Regions from separate parts of the Homo sapiens genome. Here all the other regions are linked to region 3. The links are chromatin loops, found by intact Hi-C in ENCODE. Cell type or tissue: heart left ventricle. All regions are shown on one strand. Links, peaks and the distances in the headings refer to the core of each region. The heading gives the core; the rest is flanking DNA.

The links. Peaks named below come from ENCODE experiments on the same cell type or tissue, not always from the same donor. Only the 100,000 strongest peaks of a DNase experiment are listed, where the experiment ranks them.
Region 1: it touches region 3 in a loop (2.4-fold over the local background); 14 of 110 quality-filtered maps call a loop at or near these places.
Region 2: a loop joins it to region 3, with 1.9 times the contacts of the local background. A loop is called at or near these places in 6 of 110 quality-filtered maps.

The regions. Positions count from the first base shown.
Region 1 is chr4:152,366,342-152,374,265 of GRCh38, forward strand. The region is part of intron 4 of FBXW7 (F-box and WD repeat domain containing 7); the gene reads right to left. Among named protein-coding and RNA genes, the nearest start is that of FBXW7-AS1, 33 kb to the left of the region's middle. RefSeq lists an enhancer at 162-3,024. In heart left ventricle, for the core only: a CTCF peak has its summit at 3,751; no DNase peak of the experiment used is centred there; H3K27ac peaks cover 785 bases.
Region 2 is chr4:152,344,902-152,352,825 of GRCh38, forward strand. It overlaps FBXW7 (F-box and WD repeat domain containing 7), which reads right to left. Exons shown (of 14, transcript NM_001349798.2): 5 at 5,141-5,223; 6 at 2,029-2,170. Among named protein-coding and RNA genes, the nearest start is that of FBXW7-AS1, 11 kb to the left of the region's middle. In heart left ventricle, for the core only: a CTCF peak has its summit at 3,972 (motif pointing left); no DNase peak of the experiment used is centred there; H3K4me3 peaks cover 2,287 bases.
Region 3 is chr4:152,042,085-152,050,008 of GRCh38, forward strand. No RefSeq gene overlaps it. Among named protein-coding and RNA genes, the nearest start is that of LINC02273, 55 kb to the right of the region's middle. RefSeq lists enhancers at 3,547-3,596, 3,717-3,796. In heart left ventricle, for the core only: a CTCF peak has its summit at 3,838 (motif pointing right); a DNase peak (open chromatin) is centred at 3,857; H3K4me3 peaks cover 619 bases; H3K27ac peaks cover 1,373 bases; H3K27me3 peaks cover 407 bases.

The DNA of each region.
Region 1 (7,924 bases), core at 1,814-6,813, 330 kb after region 3:
GAATCTAAACTTTCACTATTAAAAGGAATACACAGTTTTAGCAATGCTTGTTAAAGTACACCACTTCTCACAGGTCTCATTTAAATCATTTTATTTATTCATAGTTATTAACTTCACAGACAGTATTTTGTACCTCCATTTTACTGACAAGAAATCTGAAGCATGAGTTTCTGAGTTGCCAAAAGTGTTGTAACTTATACTAGCTTTAAAAACTAAATGTAAATCAAAACCACAATGAGATACCATCTCACACCAGTTAGAATGGCGATCATTAAAAAGTCAGGAAACAACAGGTGCTGGAGACGATGTGGAGAAGAAATAGGAACTCTTTTACACTGTTGGTGGGACTATAAACTAGTTCAACCATTGTGGAAGACAGTGTGGCGATTCTTCAAGGATCTAGATACTATTTGACCCAGCAATCCCATTACTGGGTATATACCCAAAGGATTATAAATCATGCTACAATAAAGACACATGCACACGTATGTTTATTGTGGCACTATTCACAATAGCAAAGACTTGCAACCAACCCAAATGTCCATCAATGATAGACTGGATTAAGAAAATGTGGCAAATATACATCATGGAATACTATGCAGCCATAAAAAAGGATGAGTTCATGTCCTTTGTAGGGACATGGATGAAGATGGAAACCATCACTCTGAGCAAACTATCACAAGGACAGAAAACCAAACACCGCATGTTCTCACTCATAGGTGGGAATTGAACAATGAGAACATTTGGACACAGGGCTGGGAACATCACACACTGGGGCCTGTCGTGGGGTTGAGGGATGGGGCAAGGATAGCATTAGGAGAAATATCTAATGTAAATGACAAGTTAATGGGTACAGCAAACCAACATGGCACATGTATACATATGTAACAAACCTGCACGTTGTGCACATGTACCCTAGAACTTAAAGTATAAAAAAAAACTAGCTATACTTGTATACATTTCATATATATTATATATATTCACATATTTTAATCTCTATGAAAAGAACAAGTTCTATTTCCTTTAAAATTAAATTGAATACTACATATGTTACACAAAATTGCCTAGCTTTATTTTGCTTCAGTTGCTTTTCATCAGCATCTCCCATTGAGAGAGGATATATCAAGAAATACTAGTTAATAAAAAAGGGCCAAAAAGACTAAGATCCCACTAAAATACTCTAATAAAAATGATGGTTATTTTAATTATACTTCATTCACTTTGGTTTTGTGAATATGCAAAATATGCAAGAAATATTTTTAACAATAGATACATTTCTGGGCATACCATTCACTTCTAACTTTGTATGCAGATAAAACATTCCTCGACTTAATCTTCAACGTAGTCAACACTATACACACTGATATCTAAATCTTTAGTTTTCACTTTCTAATAAATATTCTAATATACAGAAACTGAAGAATGTTATTACCATTTTCACAAAGCATCTACATTTTTGTATATAGATGTAGACATTTTAAGTAAATATATTTAAGACTACGACAACACAAGTTGATGATACTAGGTGACAGTATTAATGCTTTTAAAATTATACTAAAGAAAAAACATACTAATATAAAGAAGAAAAAAACTGGTAAGTTTTTTTTGGAGGAGGTATGGTTTGCCATTTATTACTTTTTTTTTGTAAGAGTCGATTAATATTCTAAAAAGGTCTACGAAAAAGCTGAACAACCTCTCAAGCTCTGAATCCATGGCACTGACCTTAGGACTTTCTCAGAATGATTTTTAACGCACTCTGTTATTAGTAAAACCTGTTCAAACACATGCCCCATCTGCCAGCACCCCATCTGCAAGAGAGCTTCTTATTCTTGTAGACAGTACAACTTCTGCCTGTTTCCTTCTCTTCTCTACATACCAGCTGTATGGTAATGAGCATGAGCAGCTGAAAAATACTGCATTATAACAAAGCTAATATGAAAACAGCAGAATAGGACTTCCCTTCAATGAAGCAGTTGTAGCATGAACATAGCTGATAAGCTATTAAATAGAGGTAGGGGGTGGTTAGAATTTTACTTCTATGTGTGTGGGATGCCCGTGTGTGCGGATGCATGCATGTGTGTGTGTTAAATATGGAATTTCTGTATAACACAGAAATAACAAGAACCAAGAGAAGCACAGGGTACTAAAGAAAGGTCTAATTTTCTAAGTACTTTTGTTAAAATTTGTGAATCAGTTCTTTAAATGTTTTAAGTCTCAATTCTTATGTAGTAATGATATATCAGGTACCATTTTGACAAGACAGTTTTCAAATTTGTTAAAAAGTATGTTACATTTCTTAATTACCAAATTTTGGGGGCTTCAGTAGGAAAATGGTGTCAGAACTTAAAATTATAATGGAAACTATATACTAGACATTTTAGCAGCTAACATAATATGTAAATCAATAACATGTATTTTTAATTCTTATATAGCGATTTTAAAAATTCCAATTTAATGACATTTGAAACCAACACATTTATTCTGAACATCTGAGAATCTCCAAACAAACTACCAAGATGTCACATATGCTTTTCTTCATGTAGGGAGACATAATGGGGTTAATTTTTACATATATGATAGTCGCACTGAATGAATCTACATAATGTAAGTAGAACCAAATCACATTAACTTTTTATGCATGGTATCTTTCCACTCAGAGAAGATTAAAAGTCACTCAGGAAACTGTTTAAGAAAAATTATTCAAAATTTATGCTGTGCATCTTCTTTTACCACTTGAAGAAACTAAAAATGAAAAAAATACTCAAAATCTCTATCATAAGTACTATTACATCAGGAGAATTAATTATAAATTTTACCAACACATCTAAAAATGTCTTATGAGGGCTTCATAATAGTTACAGAACTCTTGTACATAACCATGCTTTCCATGGGTTATTTCATTTTATCCTTACAACAACCCTCTGTAAAAGGTACTACTATTAGCTCTTCACAGATAAGGCTTAGTAAGTGGTACAGCAAAGAACTTAAACCCAGGTCCAACTGACCCTATAATCCGCGCTCTTAGGCACTCTGCTTTTCTGATATGAACTCCACGAGGGTGATGGCTGGGATGTTTTGTTCACTGTTGTACTCTAAATGCCTAAAGCAGTCCGTGGCTCATAGGAGGTGTTGAATAAAGTGAATACATAGATGGAAGAGATAACTGCTCAGTTGTCTTCTTTTAAATATTAAGTCGGGGGAAAAGTTACTATATTTTGTAATAAAGTTTGTAATAACCTTAACCATTTTGACACGAAAAAAAGATGTACCAATTAAAGAATCTTAAAAATAAGACTGTTCGGTAATCTCAGTTTTGTTCACTTGTCATATTGAAAAATTAAGACTGTAAAAATTATCATAAACATTCATTTTGAAAGGATGACACAGAGTAAGGGCAAAACTGCACTGATCTTGGTATTTTCCGGTTTTTATGAATCCATTTATTCTCATTTTTATTGTCAGACAATAAAAATGCATTTTTCCTTTTAACTAAACATATTCCTTGACTTCAAATATAAATCAGGGCCAAGAGCTTTCATAATATAAGAGATTTTGTATAACACATGTAAGAACATGAACTGAAAGAATAGTTCCAACTTAATGAAGCAGTACCAACCATCCTTTAAAAAAGCAAGATATAGTTATGTTATCTTAGAGAAGAACAAACTTCTAACAGTAACACAGATTTTTAAAACTCACAAATTCAGACAAGATTTACAAAAACAGTACTATACTGCCCCTACATGTTCATATTAGTAGCAACAGTGACATTTTAAAATCTAAAGTGATAACGCAGAGATTTCTATGGATTATTGAAAAGCTGTTTAAGCTGAAATTGTTCCCAAGTGAACTATATGAAATCACCCACACATAAAAATGTAATTAAATAGCTCATAAGTTTCAATTTTCATGTTCAAGACTAGCAAAGGAGAAGAAATTTAAGAAAATCCCATTCAACATTACCATAAATTTTCTCAAATCCTCAAAACAGATTTTCCCATCATTATATGAGGATACCACAAAATAATCATAAACAAATGGCTAATTAGCCATGTGCTTTTGGGATAAATATTTAACCTTTTCTGTCTCTTTTATGTATGGGGTGGGGAGTGCTACCTTTACTTGAGGAAGAAAGTTCAAATTAAAAGTCTTGATTTAGTTGTGAGTAAATTCCTAATGAATGCAAACATGGAATTCCACTATAAAATTAATGTTTCAAGTTAATTATATCAAAATATTACATGTATAGTGGATCACTGCAATGTTTTTAGCATTATCTACACTTGGAGGTGCTACTTTCAATGGCCACTTTCAACTATTCTCTCTCTCAAAGAAAAACAAATATGCAAATAATGCCAATGTAGTAAGATGTACGTTTGAGAAATGATGGCTCTCCTAAGAAGAAAAGCCTGCTATTTTATGGTTCGATAGCTCTGAAAAATATTCAGTATAGAAAAACAGAATTACAAAAACAGTATTAATATTTGAGAAAGACTCACTGCTTCCCCCATTCCTAAATTGCAATGAAGTTTATAAATATATAAACACAAGACACTATCAAAGTCACAAAAGAAAACTTTATTAATCTAAGATATTGACTTAAAAAAACCCTACTTTAATAATTTTACCCTTCATATTTTAGGAGTAAAACACTATATATACAAATAAAGAGACGTGCTGCATCAGCAGGTACTTGTGAAAGGAAATAACTGAATTGAAACTGCTAACATTTAGAATGTCATCAACTTTACCAAAAATGCTGGGCCTTTCCACTATTATTTCTATAGTAAAATTAATATCATCTTTAAAAATCTTAAATTATATCTACTGTTATTTATACCAAAATATAACACAAATATATCTACCATAAATTTTATCTACCATTATATAACTAATTTATATGTGAGATACATGCTAGTTTCTGCAACCTTCCATAGTGGCATGGAAAAAGACAAGAAGTCTAATTCTGATCCAGGAATAATTCAGAAAGAAATCACTAAGCTGTGCCTGATAGAATTATTAAAAACACCAAAAGAAAGTTGTTTCACAAAAATATTTAAAAAGGGAGTTAAATGGAATCCTATTTATCATTTCAGAGCATCAAAATAATATTTTGCTTGTAATAGATACTATCTAACAGTATTTGAAAACCGGCAGATTATACATTTCAATAAGGCCACTAACTTAATTCTATCAAATCAGGTAAATTGTATGTACATGTATGTAGTTATGTATACATATGAAAAAACTATAATACAAATTATCACCAAATGATTTAGAAATGAAAAGTGTATAATTTAATAAAGGAGTCTGATGACACACTGTATGTTGGCACAAACTGCCTCTTGCCTTGGAGGACTTCTCAGGACCGCTAAAATGTTGAAAGGACTTTTTTTCCTGTTTTGTTCACTAATGTATCCCAAGTGCCTAGAACTGGGCCTGGCTATTAGCAGATGCTTATTTGTTGAATAAATTAATTAAGCCATGTTCATCTAATTTTGATATGTGACCATGAAATGTGGATGATGAGACAAGTCTCTCAGAGACATGAAGGCATTTGTGGATTCCTTAAGGGAAAGGTGTGCTGTCTTATTCATCTTTGTAACAGTAGCAACACACACAGAGAGTATGCATACTATATATCAGCAGATTAAAATTAATTTTGTGGTGTTAATTTCCCATGGAAATACTGGGACAATTAAAAAAAATGTGGTTGAGGTTCTCTACACTCATTTAAAGAATAAGTCTATTAGCATGAGCTGTATTTTAATCACTGAAGAAAAGTAATATAAAAGCTCCAAACTATCATTGTATTATATGGTTATAATAGCCTATAATTAGGTTAATAAACTTTAGGTACTCATCTATATATGTATGTTTTAAAGTATTTAATATGCATGTACTCAGAGACTTAAGATAAAGCTTAGACTACTCTGACATTTCAAAGTGTGTTCAGTTTTTTATGAGTGGGTGACAGTTGTAAAACTCTAAGGTCTCTGGATTTAGTTCCATGCTCTTGGAGACAGCTGTGTTCCTAAATTCAGAATATTTTGAATTGTAGAAAGGTAACAGAGTGCATATACTATTTATTACAGAGCACTTCCAGTATATCACACATTAGTGTTTCTCCAGCAAAATATATGAATATTCAGATAAATAATAAAGATGACTGTTTTATGTTAGTTTGGGTTAGGTTTTGCTACCTTTATTTTTAAATTTTCAGTTTTCAGAGCATGATGGATTTCTGCTTTGCAGACAAGGGACTGTGGACTTATTTCACACTTGTTTACCTTGCCAGGAGCTTAGTTCCAAGTTTATTTTTAGCATATTTTTCATCTGTCTTCTATATTACAAGCCTCAACATTAAGTTAGTTTCTGTAAAACCTAACTTAGTTTATATTTACAAATTTAAATAGCCTTGCCCTTTGATGTCAAAATTATACAAATTGTTACCTAATTAAAAATTTGTTACATAAAAGACAAAATCATACAAGTTGTTTCCATAGTGTAGTTACAGATTTATAAATCATGTGCTAAGTCGCTTTGTACTCCTATCTGACAACTAGGGCACAACCCAATACTAAAACATCATCTGATGACAAAAACATACAGAAGGCAGTATTATCAGTAATTAGATATTGAGACCATCATAAATTGTTGGGAAAGGTGAGAATTACACATTTAAAATTCCAAGATTATATGGCAAAAGTTAACCCTTAAAACATTTGGACACTAAGGGTCTGTTCAACAAATGCCTACTCCAGATCCGTTTCCTGCAGTGGCTGTGATGCTGGAATAAGACTGCTTGAGTTAGTGTCCTAGCTACATTACTTACTAGCTAAGGGGCAAGAACCTTCCTATGCCTGAGATTCCTCACGTGTAAAACAGGTAAAATACAATACAACGTACTTCACAAGGTGATTTTAAGGATTAAATGAGTTTATGTATAGAAAGTAACTAGAGTAGTGCCTCTTCTACATCCCAAATCATACCTTATTCTATTACCCTATTTTACTGTCATCAAAATATTAACAGTAGTATTTATTTTCTGTCTCCCCAAACTACAATCTAAGCTCCATGAGGGCATGGCCTTTGTCTATCAAGTTCACTGTTATATCTACAGTTTCTAGGAAAGTTCTCTACTCTAGGTGCTCAATACGTATTTTTTCAACATTAATAAATTGACGGCAAGATGTAATTTGCAGCAGTATACTTAATATGAAAAAACATAAGACAAGACACGATCCCAAGCAATGATACAAGTTCCCTCTATCACTCCTCTGATCACCTACTTAGCAAACATCTTCATGTTTTAATTCAGGGTTACTGTGAAGCCCTTCCTGAACCACTCATATTGAGCTCTGAGTGCCTCCTCATACTCTGACAGTACTTTGTACGTAGGTCCATTTAAGCAGTTATTATTTTGTACTATAATGGTTTGTTTGTAGTTTTATCACTGTGACTTTTCATTTGTGCATGGGCATGGGGGATCATCATCTTATTTATAGCCGGTGGCTTGCACAGCACAGAGAATGCAAAGAAAACCGACAATTACATTGCTTACTCATGTTGATGCATGATGTGTGAAACATTCTTAAAGAGAAAAAGACCAAAGGATCTAAAATAGAATGGTCTGATATGTGATAACTGACAGTAATTAATGCCTTTATTGATAAAGTAAGTAGTGACCATAAAAAACACCAAAGGATCTGGAAATGTTTATATTTTCCAAGTACCAATGGAAGATATATGCAAGTAAGAGAAGCTTAGAAAGCCACATTTTAGTTTCCTCACTCAAAAACAAACAAACAAAAACAAAACAAACCAAAAAAACCCCACCACAAAACAGGTACCCTATTAAATTCCCTCTCTAAATTTGCTCATACCACCACCCTATTCTTTCTTCTCTTCAAAGTACTGTATT
Region 2 (7,924 bases), core at 1,814-6,813, 300 kb after region 3:
CATTTTGGAGGTTATCTACAATGATGATAAAACTATTGCTAATAGTGTAATTTTCAATCATGTTGGTATTTTCTTATAAAAATGATATGAAATCAGTGAAATCATGTGATATGAAATCAGAATGATATATGCTGTTCACACTACATGCATGTGTTAGCATGGCAACATACAACCATATTCCTACCTCTTTGGCTTAATCAGAGATGATAAAAATCTTTAAATTATTTTTTTAAGGCTATACAAGTGTCCGAGTTTTATTTTCGCCTCTTATTGACGGATAAATTTCCTTTTAAAAGGATGGGACAAAATTAAAAATTTAGAATTCTGAGGGTGTGCATAGGAAAAAATAAAAATTAATTAACATTTTACAAACCATCATGAACCAGAGGCAAAATAACTCAGGAGGAAGGGTAGGAATAATCCCTGGGGAAAAGGTAAGTTTAATCAACAAATGACTATGAAAATGAAAACTTAAAAAAAATTCTTTGTAATTACAGTGGCTTATAACATTTTAATAACAATAAAATCTAACTTTCATTCCTCTAACCCAGATTCTTTAGTACCATTGACATTTTGGGCTGGATAATTCTTTGGCATGGAGATCGTCCTTTGTATTGCCTCTACTTACTAGATGCCAGCAGTGTCCTGCGCCCCATCCCCTCAGTTATAAAAATGAAAAATGTCTTGAGACACTTTTGTCTCAACGCGGGGAAAAACTAATCCCTGTTGAGAGCAAGGCTTAAATCTTTCAGTTACCAACCAAAAAAAGGTTATCCTAGTTTTGCAGAAATCACCTGAAGGGTAGAAAACAATTTTAAAAAACCATTTAAAAGCAATACTGCTCCAAGTTAGTTTTCTACCTACAGAAGAAAAAAATAGACACATTTATCTCATATTCATCTAGGTATTTAAAATATTAGGGTTTACAAAGTGAACACCTTAAAAATCTGAAACACTAAAAGTCAAGTAAAGTATCATCTTTACCAACGATTATTGCCTTATGCATTGATTAAATACCTAACCATTCAAGCAGCCAGAGGTAGGGTAGTATATTCTTTTTACATTACTATGGAGGCTAATATCAGATATTTTTTACTTTACATAATTTATATTATTTATTATTTGCAACAAATAATTGAGTAAGTACTTAATCCTTGCCATGTATTTTGCTAAACACTTGATGTATATGCATTATCTTACTGGAAGAAGAGATAAATCAATGTAATATCACTATCTTAGGTTATAAAGTTCATAATATTCAGGGTTTGGTTGTAACCAATCTTCCCTGTACACATCCAAAGAATATAAATACTATTAAAATATAGTAATCAGGATTCAAGCATGGTAAGCCATATACAAGCATGGCACTGAAGAAAAGAAGCTGTATTAACTCTAGCTAGAATGGTTCTTAAATTACTCTTAAATGCCTAACTTACAAGCAATGCAGTTTAGAAAACTAGACAACCCAGAAATTCAAACAAAGGAGAAGATGAAGGAAGGTCTTATTATTTAAAAAGCAATAAAAAAAATGTCAGTGCACAGTTACACAAATAAGTATTGGACTTTCTCAATTATGACATTCAAAAATTGAGTTCCCTTGTTTTTAATAGCATTTTTAAATTGAAATAAACAGCACATAACATTCACCATTTTCAAGTATATACTTCAGTGCTTCCCAGTATATTCACCTTGCTGTGCAACCATCGCTACTATCCAATTCCAGAACACTTCCATCACCCCAAAAGGACAATCTGTACCTACTGGCAGTTAGTCCTTCTCCTCCCCTCATTGTCAGGCAACCATTAATCTACTTTCTGTCTCTATGGATTTGCCTATTCTGGACATTTCATATAAAGAGAATCAACATGTGGCCTTTTGTGTCTGGCTTCTTTCACTTGGCAGAATGATTTCAAAATTCATCCACAGTATACTATGTAACAGTGTTTCCTTCTTTTTTTACGGATGAATAATCCCTTATTTTGCAGCAATTAAGTGAGGCATTTCAAGTACTATGTTTAGATATGTCACCTGAAACATTTTTAGCCATTCCTGGAGGCCTGTAGGTGGCTGGACAGATGTAATTCGGCGTCGTTGTTGCCCTTGGCCATTGGCTGCTCTGAGGTCCCCAAAAGTTGTTGGTGTTGCTGAACATGGTACAAGCCCAGTGGTACTACAAAAAAAAAAAAAAGAGAGAGAGAAAGGATAAAAGGAAAAAAACAAAAGTGAAAGCAAAGATAGATACTTATTAATAATAGATTCTAGTACAAAGAATGATGATCTGGCATATTTCAAACATCAATTAATTACCTTTCTTCCCAGAGATCACAGGTACACAAAACCTATTTGCTATTCTTACAGTAAGTTTCCTCCCTCCTATATAACGCCTGTTATTATCCCAGAAATGCTAATTGCAACCAAATAACAGAATCTCCATGACAAAACTGCAAGTTGTTAATATATACAAATAAAGTTAAAATATTTCCTTAGAACATACAAGTCCCACTTCTCCTATGACTGGTCTTTGGTGACATAAGTAAAGTTTAAATTTTCTTTATAAAAAGGGTTGTGATACTTTATTAAAGCTTTAAAAAACTCAGACATAGAAATACTATGTTCAAATGTTTTGAATTTCAAGAATCACATTATTCCTTAAGTTTGCCTCAGATGCCTTCAAAATTGTCTATAATATTTCTAATTTTTTACTGCTATTTATAAAGTTTGGTCTGAATAGTTGACAGGACTCAGTCTTGATTAGAAATACATTTATTCAAAACAGGTAAGTATTAAGAACTTATATGCAAAACTAAATAAGATCATCTAAACATTTTTATACAATAATTTAAATTTTGAGATTTAACTGTCTCAAACAAACTTGAAATTCAATTCTGCCACTAGTAAAATGAGGACGACTAGATGATCTCTCTAAAACTAACTACCCTAAAAATGACCAATTAATAGCAGAAAGAATATATAACTATATTACTAACGTATTAAACTTTCCTTTCTAATTTCTGCATGTAATTAAACTAAACTCAAGGTAAATATTGGGTATCCATTTTAAAGACCTTGGAAAAAAAGCAGCAGGAAGGTCTGGTTTAACAAAATTATATTTGAAAAGAAATTCTCACTCAATTCATTGAGCTATGTTGATTAATTATTTTAAATTCAAAGAACACTTACAAATTGCATCGTAATAGTTAACAATCAAACTCTGATAAATTACTAATGAAACAACTCCTCCAGCTGTTTTTTTCTATCCAGCATTATTTTGTTAAAAAATGTATCTCAGTCACCAGATTTTACAGAAAAGTCTTCTTATCTACTCCCTTTAAATCCTCTAATAGTATAAATCGAAGACAATCTTTAACATTCAGCAATTAAATCTATCTTTTCTTCTTTCAAATTCAAAGGTAAGTTCTATTTTCTTTTCCTCCAAAATAAAATAGGATATGTTTATAACAAATTTTTGATGGAAAAATCATAGTTTTATCTTATTAGCAAATCTGTCAAAAATATCACAAAATACCAAATATATACCTTCCTAACCGAGAGTCTCCAGAAAAACATGGAAATAAATATGCTGTTTGGTCTAATTTTGCTTTAATAAAATTATATATTAACAGGCTAAAAATAAAACTTCTGCCTTTTCAGTTGCTTTGTCAATATAAAAAGTGAGCAACTAAAGACAAATTTTACTAAAATGTGTTCTGTAATAAAAATTCAGCACTCATTTATTCTAAGCTGCCTTAAAAACAAGTGAACAATGTAATACCTTTGTCCTGGTATCAGCCATATTAATAGAAGACTGATACATTTAAAAAATAGCATTAACAGTTAGTTTAACATTAAATGCAAATTTCTCATCCAAGAAATACTTTATCATGACTAGAAGGGAAAAGCAAAATGAAGTGAATAGTTTCACTTGTCTCTCTATCCCTCCACACCCTCTGGTGGAAGTGCCAAAACACAGTAAAACTGTCAAAAGGCAAAGAGTAACAGGAAGGGGGACAGTTAACATAAGAAAAATCACACCGAAAAGCAGCTCCTGAATAAGAGATAGCTTTATTTTTCTTTTCTGTGTTATCTCTTCACTTTTTGAATGTAAGACTATTCCAATTATGATGATTTTCAAATTTCATAAAGCAGCATTTGAAAGAAATATTTTTTACAACTGAAATAAAAACAAGCTATTTCTCTGTAAGAGGCACAATCTGCAACAATGTTCAATAAAAAAATTATATCTGAGCAATGTTAATTTTAGTGCATCTTATAGAATAAAAATAACTAAATTGAAATATTTTGAGAGAAAGGAAGAAATGTCATAACCATGAAGTTCTTATGGTTTCTACTGTTAACTTTCAATCACTTATTTTAAAAACTGGCAATTATACAAAAAATTCTGTTTTAAAGACCAAAAAAAAAAGCTCTAAGATACTTCTGTCATTTAAATTTTAAAATACGACATTCCAAGTGACATTCAAAGCCACTTTTAATTGGCTGGGCAATAGACATTGTGCTTAAGTTAGCCTAATAACTGTGAGAGTGGGAAAAGTTTTATACTGATGTAAAATCCAAAAATAATGGGGACTGAAGTAGAAAAAGATTACAATTATGTTTCATTGTTATGGAAACTATTCTACTGGTATAGAAAAGAAATGTATGTGTTAAAAACTTAAGACCTACCAAGCCCATAAAAGAAAATTTCTAACACATTAATTTCATGAAATAAGATTGAGTTAGTAATTGTTTTACTTCACTGCTAATAAATGTATCTTCAAATTTCCATACATAAATGTCTACCCTAGAACAGCTGTTCCTATAGTAACAAGACACAGGGGCTCATATTCATATTTTATGGTTTACTTTTTAGAATTCCTTAAAAATTGTAATTTTAAATTTTTGTTCACAAGATAATTTCTGCTTGTGTCCTACTTCAAAATGTATTAGTAACAAAACATAAACTAAGGTGGCATTCCTCTTATTTAAAATGATATAGTTCTCAATTTCCGGTAATCTCAAAATGTGTTAAACAGTCAACCGTACTAGTAACATTATTATTCTACAAGAATAAACTAAAACACTTTCAGAATCAACTCTAAAAAACTGAGAATCATGAGATAATCATTATATTTAATATTACCTTGTATATTCTGAGACTTTGCATGGTTTCTTTCCCAAAGAAAAAGAGCGGACCTCAGAACCATGGTCCAACTTTCTTTTCATCTATAAGGTAAAACAAACAAGATATGTTTTTTAAAAATCGTCTAACTATCAAATCTTGAGTCAGCATGGTTAATATTTTAAATTCTTAAATTTTCATATGCCTACAATGTTAATTAAATATATAAAATAAATGTTTCATAGTTTCTTCTATTTGTTCTACTTTGTTTTACTCTGAATGGAATGGAAAGGTGAATTTTCCCCCCTAATATTTTATCCAGAAGAACAGTGTGTGATGATTTGAAAACTGATATTCATTATATATATATATTCCTTGAGATAATATATCTTTCATGTTTTCCAATTTAATAACCAACATAGGGAAAAATCTCAAGTTAATCCACACAGAAAATAATCATATTTAACGTGCCTTCCTCGTGAATCATTTTTCTTTAAAAACATGTTTTTAATAAAGATAAAATTCAAAATTGTAAAATCAGAAATAATTATGAAAGTAACAAACTCAATTTTAAACACTCATACCATTATAAGAGGGTAAAGAGCAGTATAAATAATCTTGAATAGTGATAAGGCATAAAGCAATTAATATGGGCAATAAGGACAGTTTTAAAAAGTAAATCAATAATAAGAGAAATCTGGAGATAGTATAATAACGCTGAGGGGAAAGTTGTCAATTGATATATATACAGAATATAGCTCTATTGACAGATACTCAGGACAAAATATTCTAATTTGAAAAGCAACAACAGAAAGGTTTTAAAAGAATCAGTTATGCCTCTTCTATAAGGTGTATCCAAAATCTACATTTTAAGGTGTTTCATTATGCCATGTTATACTATAAATATATTCAGAATTGTTTCTTGTCAACATCAATATTGAAATATTCTCATTTGACTATATGTATATTTTAAAACTAGAAAATAAAATCTGGTAAGATTTGACTTTTTCCATTTCAACAACCCCTTTTTAAGATTTGTGTCCACTAATTAATCACTGTATTACTGCAAGTTATAGGAGGAAAAACACTCCAAAGTGATAGAGAGCTATCCTCATGTTTATAAGTAGGTAAAAATCCTTGCTTTGCAGCAGCCTTATTTTCCTACCTCTTGCCTTACATGGGAACATCATAACATAGCATGATACAATATAAATACTAAAGAGACTTAAAATGTTTTAGAGCCACACTGAATAATAAAGACCATGTTTTTGTCATCACGAAGAGTTTTCTAAAATACTAGGATGATCTTACGACATTAGGGGCTAGAGGTGAGGGTACAACAAGCTCACCTACAATTTATACCTTAGTTCATGCCATACCTACTGGAAAGAAATGGAATTGATCTGGCTGGTTTCTTCCCTTTAGAAGTTTATATACTCATTACATTGTTTTAAAGTGATTCCTCTCAGAAACCATTATTTTCTTTCTCCAAATAATTTTATTAAAAAGCAAATATAAATATAAAAGCTGAAGTATATAGGTAGCCACGTGTTTCCGTGTATATAATTTATAGATACACACATATATATATAAACATACATGCAAATGAATCCATCAGGAAGGTCAGTCAGTACAGACTATGTTAAAATCTAGTTTTTTGATAACTTCCACAAATTCTTATCTTCATAATTAGGAGAAACTTTGATATTTATTCTAATTAAGTTTGTAATACTGGCTTTCAGAACTTCCCAGGATACCTTGTAAAAAACATTGGTGCAAATACCATTTGCCACTAAAAGCAAACTTTATTTCCATCTTAGAAATCCTTCAATGAATAAACATGCCCCAAAATGTGTATCAAGGAAACCACTGAGAAAGGATTTTATTTTAAAAATATTTTATAAAGGAAAGCACCTTCTGTATGACTATAGAAGTCTTTTAAATACTGTACTGTTTACTGAAAATACTGACTTCAGAACCAAAAATTAATTCTGCAATTTTTGAGGGGTACAGAAAGTAAACATGATCTCTTTAAATATAAATCCCAAATAGTCTCATGATTCTATACTTTTAAAGAGTCAACTAATGAAAAAAGAAAAACTGTATACAAGGTATAGAAAAATTGAAGGCAAAAGGTTCACTAAAAGCCAACTAAGGATAGAGTATTTCCAGGTCAGCATTTAACAGAGCCACATTTCTAAAGTCTCAATGTATTTTTAGTGAAAAATTCTCAGATTAAAATATACATTTTATCTTAAATTTAAAGCTTTTTCCAGCTCACAGTCTTTCCGTTATTTGCTTACATTCATGATATAAAACAGAATACCAGACATCCAGCCACCCACCAAAATTAGAGGATACTGCAGCCATCTCTGATGATACAGATTTTCCTTCTCAGGCAGGCATACACACACAATCACATAGCATAGGAAGAAAACAGCTTACTTACTTTGTAAAAAATCATTTTTAATGTGCCGTAGAAACCCATATTTTCTGTATTTTTCCCCTTCAGTGATTCTGTGCCCCCGTGTGTCCGGCTGCTTGGCAGTCTCTGACAATATAAACCTTTTTCAGGTAGGTATGTCACAGATTCTAATGTGGACATGCTCAGGCACGTCAGAAAAGGAAGATTAGGGAGCAGAACCGGCAACAAAACTCCACAGTAAAGGCAAATGCAGCTCAGTATCAAACCGCTTCTCGGGACACACATACATACATGCAGCTTGACTGAGAAGAACTCGAGGGAATAATGAGAGAGAACGGAGAAGATTATTGGAGGAGACTATGCCCTGTCAAAGCCTTGAC
Region 3 (7,924 bases), core at 1,011-6,010:
ACTGAGTGAGGCTGGGATGTGTATGTATCTATATGTCTATCTGTCTGTGTATATATCTATGTATCTATGTATATATCTATCTGTCATCTATTTATCTAGTTACAATTATCTATCAATCATCCATCTATCTTATCTGGTCATCACAACATTCCATGAAGTAGCTATTACTACGTTAATTGTATACTTGAAGAAACTGAAGGTCAGAGAGAAAAAAAAGAACCTGAGCAAGACCAAACAGCTAGAAAGAAAGAGGGCCCAGGATCATAATTTTAGCATGCTTCCAAGCCCTATGCACTAAATAAGTAGCCTCTAAACTTTCTGTATCGGGCATCCCTTTCAGAAAATATATGTCTTTGTTTGCCATTTCTAACTTATATGTATTTACCATATTATTAATATATTAAGTGCATTATAAAACATAAACTACAAAAAATAGAAATTAAAGGATAATACCCTAAATATAGATTGTGGTCTCTCACTAAAAGAAACTAGGTCTTGGGAGAAGTGTCTAATTTTTAGTCTGGGAAGTGCACCTGGAACATTTTGTCATACAGAAAGCCAGGAATCTATCAATTATTATTGGGTCCTGTCAAAAGGATGTGGGAACCAACCTGAAGAGGTTTCCATTGGCTAAACATGGGACATTTTGAGCAAACTGCGATTGATTAAACCACATTTTAGGGGTGTGTGTGTGTGTGTGTGTGTATTTTTTTCAAATTTATATGCTTATTATGATACTAAAAAGATACCTTGGTGATCACTTTTAGAGAATACTAGATGACCAACTAATTACTTTGAAAACTGGTAAAGAAAAAGAAGCATTTGTTCTGCCCTTCCTGTAAGAATTGTGTCCCTGGATTAGCAAATAGACGATGAGAAGATTCTCTTAAAGAAGTATTCCAACTAATAAGTGAAGACACATAGATAGAATGAGGATACCATAGGACACCACACTTTGTAAGTGGTAGTGAACAAGGTATTTGATAATGATTGCTATCACAAAAAAAGAGACAAGCAGACATTACGTTCCCCCAACAGATGTCCATAACACCAATTGCAAAATGTTCTTGTCAGAAAGATTTAATATGAACCTGATGGAGCCTCTTGATTTCCCATTTACAGAAAGTACAGGGGATGGAGGCACATGATAAATGATACCATGGGAACATAATCAGCAGAATCTAGCCTGTAGATTAACCAAGAAAAGCAACCCAAGTTTTTCAACCAAAAAAAAAAAATTTGCAAAAATAGAGAATGAGAGATTGAGAGAGGGAGCAATAGATTAAAAGAGACCTGAGGGACATATTTATGTATCACAATGTGTGGACTTTGTTTGGATCCCAACTCAAACTGTAAAAAAAATTTTTAGGAAAATCAAGGAAATATGAGCACTGATTGGATATTCAGTTATATTGTGGGCTAATTATTGATGTTTTTGGACTATAATGATGTTGTGGTTCAAGTTTTAGAAAGAGAGGGCATGTTTTTTAGGCCCATATATTGAAATATTTACAGATGTAATGAGTTAGTGTTTGCTGTCTTAGATAACAAAATAAAGGAGCAGGGGGGACAAGTAGGTGGGTAAATAGGGGAAATAAGACTGGCCTTGGAGTTGGTAATTTTTGAAGTTGAATGGTGGGAACATGGGTATATGGGAGGTTCATTATATGGTTCTACTTTTATATACATTTAAACTTTTAACAAAAAAATGGTTTTGTAATGATGATATTACAGTAAATATAAAGAGTTTTAATCTTTCGTTTCTTCCTCCTTCCCTTCCTCCTTCTTCCTTTCCTTTCTTCCTCACCCTTTCCTTCCCCTCCCCTCCCCTTCCAATTCCTTCTTTCCTCTTCTTTCTTCCCGTGGGTTGTTCGGAGGTGGTGCCCTTGAGGATGCCCCACTTTGGGGACCTTTGCTCTCGTCCCCTATGCAGCATCACCTCTCAACCTGGGGCCCGGGGAGGCTTGACCATGAGAAGTGTCTCTTCCATCCAGGAACCAAGGTCTGCACTGCATCTCCAAGCCTGCAGAGAAATGATGTGTGACAGCCCGCCTTGACAAATCAGCACTGCTTACAGCCCTGCCACCAGAATGCCTTCACTCTGTCCAACTTGAATTCCCTTTAAAGCAATGGAAGGAATCTGCTTTCCAAGATCCCTTCAGAAGGAAAGATTTGCATTGTTTAAAGGAGAATAAAAATCAGATGTCTAAGAAAAAGGAAAAAGACAAAGTCTCCTTTCAAGAAGTAACAACTCTGCCAGCTTACTCAGGTCATGAAATAATGCTGTTGGCAATGACTTTGGGGTGTTCTGTCACAGTCTCAGTACACTTTCTCCCCCCTGGGCAGTATTTTATAGTTACTGCTTCTACGCCCCATTGGCTCAGACATAATTTATTATTTGTTTACATGTTTCACTTACTCTGCTAAGGTGGAAGTCCGGTGATGCATTATTACTGACAGCATCAGTGTGTGTGTGTGTGTGTCTGTGTGTGTCTATTTGTGTGTCATTGAAAGACTCAAGGAGATCTGACGGGTTCTGAACCTGCAAGTTTTCAGAGCACAAGTGGCCCCCCCAGGTCTACAAGAGCCTCCCTGGGCTCTTGGCTCAGATCAAATGTGTCCTATGTCCCTGTAGTTAGTTCCTTCTACTTCTCTGAGGACCAAGACAATTCCAGGAAGACACAGGCTCCCCGGGACTGTGACTTTCTATTCTCTCCTTTGACTTGTCTTCCTGTGTAGTGATCAAAGTCCTCCCATTTCTGGGGGGAACGTCACAGTTTACACAGCACTTTCTTCACGACAATAGCATGAAGAAAATAATACCTGCCCTTTATCTCCACATGAGACACAGACAGGTCAAGGACGTGTGCAAGTTCAAAGAGCAAGAGTGGAATCCAGCCCGAACCAGCACCCCATGATGGAAGGGGAATGACCGTGGCTGGCCCAGTCACTTACAGCTCTTTGACCAGGGGCAGCTCACGAAAAGCTCAGGTTCTTCACCTGCTAAAAGATGGCAGTGATAGTGCTTACTGCACAGGGCTGTTTTAGAAATAAAATAGATTTCTAAAAGTGCTCAGCAAAATGACTAGCATGTAATAAACGTGCAATAAATGCTACCAACATTAATGGTCTTTTCAAAGCATTGTGTTTACAAAAGCTTTAGGGCTTATAATAAGAACGGTAGTAGGTGACTCTTTTGTAATATAATAATAATAATGATAATAATAAAATAATAGGTGGCTTACAGGCACCATTTGAATTCCCCTATGTGCATTAACCCTTTCATGTGTCATTAAGTCCTTTATGCATTTTTGTCACAACAAACCTATGTGGTAGGTAGCATTAGTACTCCTATATTAGGGATGAAGGACACAGAGGGTAGTTAGGTTTAAGTAACCTGGCCTTTTACAAAGAATTAGCCCGCATCTGAAGTGTTTCTCTGCTCTTTACTGTCCTCATTCAGGGAGCATGGGACCGTGACCCCCCCATGCATCAGCACCTGCTGAGAACTCAACAACCTCCGTAGCTTCCGCTCCCTGGCTTCCCCCTCTAGCAGTAAAGTTCATGATTTTATGTATCAGGTGCTCTTAGGGAGAGGAAACCACGGCCCAGAGGGATTAGCGACTTGCCCAAATCCACGTGGGGAGCTGGATTTAGAGCCGGCCTGAGGATCAAGTCTGTGTTCTCACTCTCCCTTCCGTGTCCCCGGGATGCTGTAAGAATGCACAGGGCCTTGGGACCTCGGTCCTCCCTGCTGCCTGCAGCCCCAGGGCTTTAGCAGGCTTGGACTCCCGCGCGGAGCCGCTGCAGCCGTCGGGGCCAGAGGGACAGGAACGTTCAATAGGGGGCGCCTGAGAGCCCAGGTGGGCGCTGAGCTCCTGGCTTCCCTCCCTCCGGGCCCAGCCGACAGGGAGGGGTTAGGAATTTAATCCTCCGCATTCCAGCCAGGGTTCCTGTGACATAATGAGGCCCAAGGAGGGATCTCGAGTGACTTGTCAGCAGAACCCCCAAAGGGATTTTCTATAGATAGCCAGGGCGTGTCTCGGGCTCGGTTCTCTGCGGCAGGAAAGTTCTTTAATGCCTGGGCTGGGCAACGCCGTGCGCAGCAGGTGGGTCGGGTGAGGCCCGCCAGGCGCTGGGCCCAGAGGACTCCGCGACGCTAGGAAATGTGTGGCAGCCGGGGAGGGGACGCAAGGAGCCCGGGCCAGGAGAGGGAATTCCAACTATGGCGTTTTGGAGAAAACTATTTAGTTATTTGCCCTCGCTGACCCCACCCCACGTTGGGACTGCGGCTGCAAGGAGAGGTCCCAAATACTGAGCCTGACACAGCCTTTGATGCTGGCTCTGGAAAGATTCTGTGGCATGAACCTGGCTCTCTTTGGAGAGACAGACGTGTTTGGAATGTTGGTGTCTGGAGTGCTGTGATTGGAGGCTTGAGGTTTCAGAGTTCCTTAATTTGCATGGCCATGCACCAAGGTTATTATTTTCCACAACAGAGGATTGAAATTTGAAACTCTGTTTACCTTCCAGATTCCAAACAAGCAACATTCCTATCAATAATGTCACGTAAATAACGGCATGATAGCCGAGAATCCTGTCATTAGTAATGTATATATATATATATATATATTTTTCATTCTGTTTGCTGGTGGAAAGGGATTCTCAGAAGCTATGCATATATTTTACATAAAATAATAGCTAAGCCGCCAAGGGCTTTAACGATATAATTTCATCATGGGATTCTGGGCTCTTTGGTTTATGCTGCCATCAGAACCCCAAGACAGAATTAATTCATGTAACTGGGACAAGCCCAAATGCTGTTTTCCCGTTCCCCTTATAAGTGAACTCAACTATTTTAATTGGCCAAACATTTGGTGGGTAGGGTATAGGGTGGAGAAAAGCCTGTCTACTATATTTATTAGCGTCTGAATAAATTCATTAGAGGCAGCATATTGTTGTTGTTAAAAACATGAAGTTTGCTTCAAATAGCCTGGGTCTGAATCCTCACTTGGTCTTAAAGCTATGAAAACTTGGGCAAGTTATTATCCTGGAGCCTCCATTTCCTCATCTGTAAAATGTGGCTGCTGATCCCTAGCTCTCAGCATGGTTGAGCCATGATTAAATGGCTCATGATTGAATGCCACTGGAACTGATGGAATGTATGAGTTTAATACCCGTCAAGGGTCCTTCGCACAGTACCTGGAGCCTACAATAACTGTCAATAGATGGCTGCTTTATGATTAGCTCAATGGCAAAAGTAAAACATCCTTGAAACTGTTCCCTGACACCATGAAGGCCCAAGAATCTTAGCCACTTCCCTCCAGAAGCTCCTCTTTTTAGCTCCTAAATTCCCCAGATGCTCCACATTTGTAAATTGTATTATTCCCATCCAGAGAGCAGGGTGGCAGCCCCCACCCTGTCTGGAATCTCAGAAACACCTCTGAGATTCTGACCTACTGCAGCTGCCTGTTACAAATAATTCGGGAAACATGCAACAGAACATATTGCAGCTCCACAGAAAGGTCTGAAGAGTGGACCTTGTGTGTCTGTCACGGATCTGCTTTCTCCTGCAGAAGAACCAAGGCAGGGCTCTGCCTGGAAGAGCACCCCCTGGGCTCCTCAGTGAGAAGCTCATGTGCCCCCCAACATCTGTTACAGTGCTACCTTGTCATGGTGGATAGGAGGGCTTCTCTCTAGATGTACACACAATTCTTGCCTGTGAGTAGACCTTAGCTTTGTAATACTGGATAAGATTATGGCTTCAAGTCTTGCCTCCACTCTGTACTAGCTGTGTGACCTTGGGTGAGGAACTTTAGCATTTTTGAAACTGTTTATTCTTAAATCTGCAAGACGAAAAGAATGGTAAGTCTCTCACTGGATGGCTGGGTAGAATAAATGGATTGTCACAGGTAAAATGACCAGTACAGCTTCTGGCACAGAGCAGAGGGAGATAAGGCTGAATGCCCTTTCAGAAAGACGAATTATTGCAGCCCATAGCCAGGTAAGCAAGACATTCACCCTCACAAGCAGCCCAATTACTGATACCACTCCCTTTCCCGAGGCTTTCTCCAAGTACGCTAAACTAAGTGACCTGAGAAAAGCCCTTTTAGGGGTCCTGTTGCTGTTAACAAACAAAGGAAGAGGAAATTTTATTTAAAACATGTTTTTTTCTGGTTGAAATATGGTCACCCTATTTTCCAGCTGGGACCTCCAGCACCGAAAGTCCCAGTTGATTGAGAGTAGCATTAGAGTTTTTAAATATTACTTGTCAAGCAATGGCAATGGGCAATCACTAGAGAAGGGCAGGGCTGTGCCCCACAGGCTGCTGGCAGTGTCCCATGGAGGCTGCGTGTTGAGATTTTCCTTCCTAACCCAGTGACTGTAGCTTTGTAATAGCCAAGAATTGGGGTTGGATTTATACAATCTCAAGCCTTTTCTCCTTATTTTATGCAGCTTTTTGCTATGTACCTTTGCTCTCTCTGAAAATATTTTCTTCTCACCTATGTGAGTAAACTGGTCACAGTCATTTTTAGGAACTGTGAATGTAGTTGAATTTATTTGCAGGTCAACTCTGCAGCTGCCAAATGCCTAAAACAGATCATTGGAGAGAAAGAATTCTAGCTACAGAGGAAAATAAATGTAGACTTTCTTGGTTTTGCCTCTAAAGTGGATACTGTGCCTGTTAAGTCCTGTGTATTTCCCCCACAGCACCTAGAACTGTTCTCCCCAGTCACTGGCATTTCATACATAGCACTGTCTAACTTAAGGTTCAGGAAGGGACTAGAGGCATATGGAGTGGGGAGAGGGCTGCAGAAAATAGATTTTCCTCTTTTTAGTAACCTGTTGTTTGCAATTGACACCATTATACACCCCAGAGAGCTAAGTATATAGTTTATAGTAAATCATTCAAAGAAAGTGTCAATCAATATACAAGATGCTGCATAATATAGCCACCAGACACTCACTGTTTTTTTTTTTTTTTTTGAGATAGAGTCTCACTCTATCACCCAGGCTGGAGTGCAGTGGCGCGATCTTGGCTCCCTGCAACCTCCACCTCCCGGCTTCAAGTGATTCTCCTGCCTCAGCCTCCAGAGTAGCTGGGACTACAGGCGCGCATCACCATGCCTGGCTAATTTTTTTGTATTTTTAGTAGAGACAGGGTTTCACCATCTTACCCTAGCACCACGTTACATATGTATAGGCTCAAAAAAAATGTTATTAGACATTGACAATAATGTTGAAAAGAACACTGAGCTGGGATTGCTCCCATATTTGTAATGAACCAACATGTCTCTTTGATTAGTCTCTTGGCTTTTCTGGATCTCAGTTATATTTATAAAATAATATTGCCTCAAACTTTTTAACTATCAAAAAACTTCTTGGACACCCTCCCTCAATCTCACCACCTCATTCATTTGCTTAACAAATATTTACTGAGCACTTACTATGTATGAGTCATGTGTCTAAAGGTTGGGTATATAATTTATGAGAAAAACAGAAGCAGTTCTTGCCCTCATGAAGGTTATAGTCTAGTGGGAGAGACAAACATGAAACAAACAGTCATGCACACAGAAATACAATCATAAATTGCGTTAAGTACTCTGAAGGGAAGCAGGGATCTATGGAAGCCTGATTAGGAGCTGAGGGAGCAGAGAAAAGACTTAGGGCTCTTTTATGTTTGTTTGTTTGATTTTCTTTCTTTCTTTTTCTTTTTTAAATGATAGGGTCTCACTCTGTCACCCAGACTGGAGTGCAGTGGCACGAATGTAACTCATTGCAGCCTTGAAATCCTGGGCTGAAGTGATTCTTCTGCCTCAGCCTCCCAAGTAGGTGGGACTGCAGGCATACATATGGCTGTATTTTTAATGTTCTTTTAGAAACCACATAAAGTGTTACTGTCAATTGAGTAATGCTTTAACATTAT